2 separate regions of the Mus musculus genome follow, and region 2 is linked to region 1. Evidence: chromatin loops called from intact Hi-C (ENCODE). Cell type or tissue: left cerebral cortex. All regions are shown on one strand. Each heading gives the region's core, and the rest is flanking DNA. Links, peaks and the distances in the headings are about the cores only.

Evidence for each region. Peaks named below come from ENCODE experiments on the same cell type or tissue, not always from the same donor. Only the 100,000 strongest peaks of a DNase experiment are listed, where the experiment ranks them.
Region 2: it touches region 1 in a loop (2.5-fold over the local background); 2 of 42 quality-filtered maps call a loop at or near these places.

Annotation. Positions count from the first base shown.
Region 1 is chr9:48,265,115-48,268,025 of GRCm38, reverse strand. It overlaps Gm51672 (a long non-coding RNA gene), which reads left to right. Exons shown (of 4, transcript XR_003948154.1): 4 at 1-2,911. It also overlaps a transcript of Nxpe4 not described here. Among named protein-coding and RNA genes, the nearest start is that of Gm51672, 17 kb to the left of the region's middle. In left cerebral cortex, for the core only: a CTCF peak has its summit at 1,199; DNase peaks (open chromatin) are centred at 828 and 1,176; H3K4me3 peaks cover 1,087 bases.
Region 2 is chr9:48,478,699-48,481,609 of GRCm38, reverse strand. It overlaps Rexo2 (RNA exonuclease 2), which reads left to right and starts at 999. Exons shown (of 7, transcript NM_024233.4): 1 at 999-1,203; 2 at 2,217-2,300. The coding sequence starts at 1,057. In left cerebral cortex, for the core only: no CTCF peak of the experiment used is centred there; DNase peaks (open chromatin) are centred at 275, 930 and 1,521; H3K4me3 peaks cover 1,859 bases; H3K27ac peaks cover 508 bases.

The DNA of each region.
Region 1 (2,911 bases), core at 173-2,672:
TCCAACGCAAACTTTTTAATCAAGGAGGCTGCCTTCCACATCCTTTCCTAATAGAGCTTGGCCTCCATCCACCAACATTAATCACTCCAAGATGGCCCGAGAACCTATGTAATGTCACCGCCTAATTCTTTTATTAAAGGTCGTTGGTCTTTGACTGAGAAGATGTGTTTTGTCTCCCATCCCCAGCCATCTGCCCCACAGTCTGAGTCTAAAGACGTCTATTCTCTCATCAAGGACAGTTGGAGACCTCTGCTGAGCCCCTTGTCTTTGAAACCTCTCTAAAGTCCCAAGACGCTTTGAAATGCAGCACATTTTGGCCAAGGCGCTTGAATGTAGCAGAAGTCTCCAAAAGACACATTCAGCTCTGGAACCTGACTTTTCCACTTTCTTTGGTAGGGGTTGGAATATGAAAACACCGCACTTTGCAAACTAGCATTTTTGGGGAAGGTATTCAATTTGCGATTGTCCCCGGGAAAGCACTATCCTGAGCTATAGCCAGGATATACAGCCAGGAACTGTTTTCTCACTGGCCAAACTTTGGAGACTGGTAAGTACAAAGGACTTTGCCGCTAAGGATCGTAAACAACGGAGTTGATGAAAGTTTGTTGAGCAATAATGTCTGACCCAGGAACACGGTGCAATACAGTTTGGAGCTACCAGGCATGTCCGGGGACGCTGGAGGGAGAAGAACGGTTCAGAGAGCAGTGGCTCCTGAGGACCGCCCAGTGGATGTTCTAATGGGTGGAGAGGAGCTTTCCACGTGACGTCCCTGAGCTGCTCATGGAATGGGACTGTGGTGGGAAGCCTCAGGCTGGACCAGTGTGCTCGGCAGAGCTTGCCAGTCAAGTGTACAAGGGACGCGTGTGCACGTGTGTGAGCGCGCCTGGGCAGGTTAGCGTGGTGTGTGGTTCGTAACAGATTCTTTGGAGCTTCTCTCTGTGCACATATCCCATGCAGTCTGCAAAGCAATGAGGCTTATTTAACATTCACTGTGGGACAAATAAGAGAAAATTAAAAGAGCAATTTTAGGAGGGAATAATTGTTTTCCATACACTATAATTACAACTGCCTGTAAATGCCGCTATCATAAACGAATCTGCCGTTTAGAGTTCTCTTAAATTCTTTCCGTAATGAACACGCTCTGAAGGCGGGAGACCTCGGCGGCGCTCCAGTTGGGGATGCTGGGCCTGCACTGACCCCTGGCGTCTGCCTTGGGCAGAGATCTCCCACCGCAGGCACAAAGCCTGGTACCCAGCTGGGCGAACTCCCTTGTCCTTTTCTGTCCTTGGCTTTACAAACATCCCGGAGACCCTTGGGACAGGAGTAAATCTTAGAATCTCTGACTTCCAAGGTCTCCTGAGGCGATTTTTATAATATTTGCGTCGACATTGTTTCTCCTCTCTGGCTCTCTTCCTCAGCAAACAGCACCTTTCAATTGCCACTCAAAAACCTAAAGGTCATTTCTGATCATCCCTTCTTTCCTACCATAGGGGTGAGCAAGCCAGGACCCCTCAGACACCGAGACTTGGTGACGGTGTGCCTCCGATGGATCTCTCCATCCATCCCGGAGAGACACCAGCCACCACCACCCTCCCTGGATAGTACACATCAGCCTCTGAGTGACTTTCTTGCTTGAGACTTAGTGTCTCCAGGGATCTTCCACTTTTTAACTTACGAAATTTATTCCTCAAGTAACCTTTGATGAACCAGAAAGACTGCTGTTAATTACTTTTAATAAGTCATGGTGTGAACTTGGCACAATCACTTGGGCAATCTTCCTCTTTGTTAGGGTTGGGGCAAGAACAGGGCTTTTCTATCTTTTCTTTTTAAGGCTTTCCATTATCAATTCCCTTAGTGCCCCGCCCTTTCCCTTTGTTTCCAGAGAAATCTCTTAGACCAAATAAACTCGATGATTAAAATAAAATTATTTCCTGCTTTTCATGAAAGACAGAGCTGACTGATAATTGGGGCATCTGGTCAGGAGAAGATAACCAACATTATCATAAAGAATGAACATAATCCCAGCCAAAGGCAGAGCAACAGTCCGATAGTTTATCTAGCCAGTGCAGTCTTATCAAGACAAAATCTAGCATCTCTGTTAGCTTTTCAAAAAATTGAGAAAAGCACATAGCTTCAGATTTCGGCTATCCTAGATCCTCTGTGATAGTCTGAAGGAAGTGACTCTTGGGGTTTAAACTGCTCTGGGATTCTAAGTGTCAGCCGCACTCACACGCTGCAGTATTCTTGGCATTCTCTCGGTGAGCATAGCCCTTCTTCCTTAATTGCACCTGGTCCATAAATAAATATTCCATCTCCAATGCCAGCTCTAATTAATTAAAATTGGGAGGAGTTCACCATGCCACTTGCAAATTGAGCATATATGTGTAAAGATCTCAGAACAAATTAATTTCACATAGATTTAATGATTGATTACTTAATGCATGCTAATTAAATGTTTGGGGGAGGGGACAAAGAGTCTAATTAGTATTAATTTTTACATTGCCAAGTTCTACTTCCAATTTCTCTTTTTCCTTTTTTGGCCACTCGTTATCTGAACACTGCCACTTTCCTTTGATGTTATGCTCTGTTCTTTGTCTTTCCTCTTCCTTCTTTACTGAAAGGCTTATCATTCCTCTCAGGTATAGGGCTGTGTTCTTGAAGCAAGCAGTCACGTTCCACTTGCTCATTCTCTTTCTCCACATTGCAAATCTGGGTTCTTAAAGAATAAGGATACGACTTCTTCCCAGTTAATCAATTAACATCAATTGCTCTCTTTTCTCTGTCTCCTCCCCTTCCTTCTTCCCTCTCCTTTTCTCCAAAACTAGGTATACAGTTCTTAATGGTCTCATAAGCAGAAGTAGAGGGAAGGGGACCAGAGTGAATTTAAGAATGACTAGGAAAAAATTGAACC
Region 2 (2,911 bases), core at 114-2,613, 210 kb before region 1:
GTTGCAGCATCCTTAAAGCTTTGATTAGGCAACAATGTTTGTCTCACAAAACCAGCTCACCGGGTAGGAATAACTATGCCACCAACCACAAGCTCTGTAATTACTGGCAACACAGCTTTCAGAAAAAGACACAGAGTATGTGATTCAAGACTGAGCACGTTTGTGACAAAATTGCCCTTTGCAGAGGCGTTTGCTACTGAGCTAAAATATAAGATCTCCGCAGAGGCCCCTTCGAGCGTAGGTGATGAAAACCGTATCTATTGTGGGAGATTAAGGACCCGTCTATTAAAACCAGAGCGATCGGCAAAGGCAGAGCGCAGGACAGAGCAGGCAGAGCTATTCCAACTCTCTTTAGTGGGCTGCAAAAGGTAGAATAGTATACGATCTAACAACCGAAACACAGCCTACACGTCCTGGCATCCTAGAAAACGAGACAAGGCTTCTGCCAATAATGGGAAAGGAACATTTATGGAACACCTGATATGTGCGAAGTCATCTTTCAGAAAAGAGACCATTTAAGGACTCCTAAACGGTGATGGCGGAATTGGCCTTGTAGCTCAAAAGAGCACGTCACTCGGATTCCAAGTAAATAAGAAATATACTCAATACGCGGAAGGGAGGGGCAGGTAAAAAAAAAAAAAAAAAGAAAAACTGAGGGAGGTAGCAGTAAGGAAAAGGTAGATTTAAAACAATTCTTAAACATATAACCATATTTTTCAAAGTAAAGCCTCTTCAACTTCGCAGCTTAGAACTAATAAAAACTCAGGAATGATATCTCCTGGAAACAGACAAACTTTAGCGGTGAAATACTAGCAAGTCCCTTAACATCCGAAAACACGTGGCGGGGGAGGGGAGCAGGAGGCTGGACCAAGGACTCCTACTCCCATCAGCCCTTTCGGCAGCCGAGAGTAGCTGTGGAGGGCGAGCCGACGCCTCGCATGCCGGGGCTTGTAGTCTTCTCCCGGCACCTCCCCGTGGGTTTGCGACGTTTAGCGACTGTGGCGCCTGCGCGCGCTGGGCCGGCGGGGCTGGGGCCGTGGCGGCTCGTGCCGGGTGATGCTAGGCGTATCCCTGGGCGCCAGGCTGTTGCGGGGCGTGGGTGGCAGGCGCGGGCAGTTCGGGGCGCGAGGTGTCAGCGAAGGTAGCGCAGCCATGGCGGCAGGGGAGAGCATGGCTCAGCGAATGGTCTGGGTGGACCTGGAGGTGAGAGTGCGGCCGGGGCGAGGAGGGTGCGGGGAGGCGAGCGCAGATTCGCGCGTGGGACCGAGGGACTCCCCTGTCCCGGGAAGCAGCAGGGATCTGGGTGTCAGGTGCGACAGGTGAGCACGGCCCCAGGAGCCCCGAGTCAAGAGTTTTTGCGGGGTCTGGGACTGTCCCTGGACTGTGGGGTTTCTTTCCATCTGGGTGGAGCCGTCCATGTGTCTCCCCTCTCCCTAGCCTCGACCTCCACCCAGAAGTGAATTTGTGTTACGCGTTAGTGACTCTGAGGATCGTGGGTGAGAGTTGGGGCAGCGACTCTGAGCCCTGCTCCGTCCCCACCTCCTAGCCTTAAAAGACTAGGTTGCTTAAGCTAGGACTCAGGAGATGACTCAGCCTTACCCCTCATTCCATAAAAGAGAAAATTGAGGCCCCATTGGAAGATTCAGGTTACCCATTTTAGTTTTAACGCATTCATACCTAGGCCTCTCTTGAACTCCAGTTTTCTGCTTACGAACTGAGTTCATTTGTTAACTTTTTTTGTTGTTGTTGTTGTTGGGAAAACTTCGGAAACCATTGTAAACCTCCGAGAGGTAACGTTCGTGAGCTCACTTTTCTGTAGTCAAGTTTTCATCCTGCTTATTTTGAGTCTGTTCCCAGGACAAATGTGTTTGACAGTAGCTGGCCCGCCCGCAGGAAGTGCCTTTAGCAGTCTCTGAGCACTCAGAACTTAATACCCTGAGTACTGCCCAGACCATTACTGGTCATAGAATGTGAGCTGGGTCCACACAAAGGAATCTCTGTCAAGTAAACTTGGGCAGCACGCCTTTAATCCTAGCACTTGGGAGGCAGAGGCAGGTGGATTTCTGAGTTCGAGGCCAGCCTGGTCTACAGAGTGAGTTCCAGGACAGCCAGGGCTACACAGAGAAACCCTGTCTCAAAAAAATAAAACAAAAACAAAACAAAACAAAAGGTGGTTTCATGTGTTTGTTATATGCTTGTTTATTTATGTTTTACAGATGACAGGATTGGATATTGAGAAGGATCAGATTATTGAGATGGCCTGCCTGATAACTGACTCTGATCTTAACATTTTGGCTGAAGTAGGTGATGCCGTGTAAATACATTCATACCACTTAAAGGGCATTGGGGATCTAAAGGTGCCTTCATCTGATCTCACTGAAAAACGTAGCAGATTGAGGTCTGTGTAGATTAAGGCCCAGTGCTATATTACTAGGACAATGTAATATAATATGTTAGAGTTGGTATTGGAACCAACATAATCCACTTCATAACCGGATTAAGTTTTCAGTTGAAATTGACAGAACTCCCCCTCCCCCAAGGCTACAACAGTTCTGCAGGGTTTACACGTGTATTCTTAGTCCTCATGATGATAAGATAGGCTCTGTTAATGATGTTCATTGTCCACCGGAAGATATTGGGTTACAAGAGATTTGGGGGACTTGCTCAAGAGCATTTGGCTAGGTATTGGGGAAGCTGGTTAAACTACTCTCTAAACACAGGCAGTCTCAAGTGTTCCCACCAGTATCCAGCCAGCTGGGTCCTCATCAAGCTTGGTGTCCCCCGACAGAGTTTCCCATCTCTATGTCCTACCTTCGGCTTTAATTCCATATATAGTCCCCCTTATACCACTCCATCAGGGGTTGGTTCCAGGATTCCTCTGTAGATACCTAAATCTCATTCCCCTGTATCC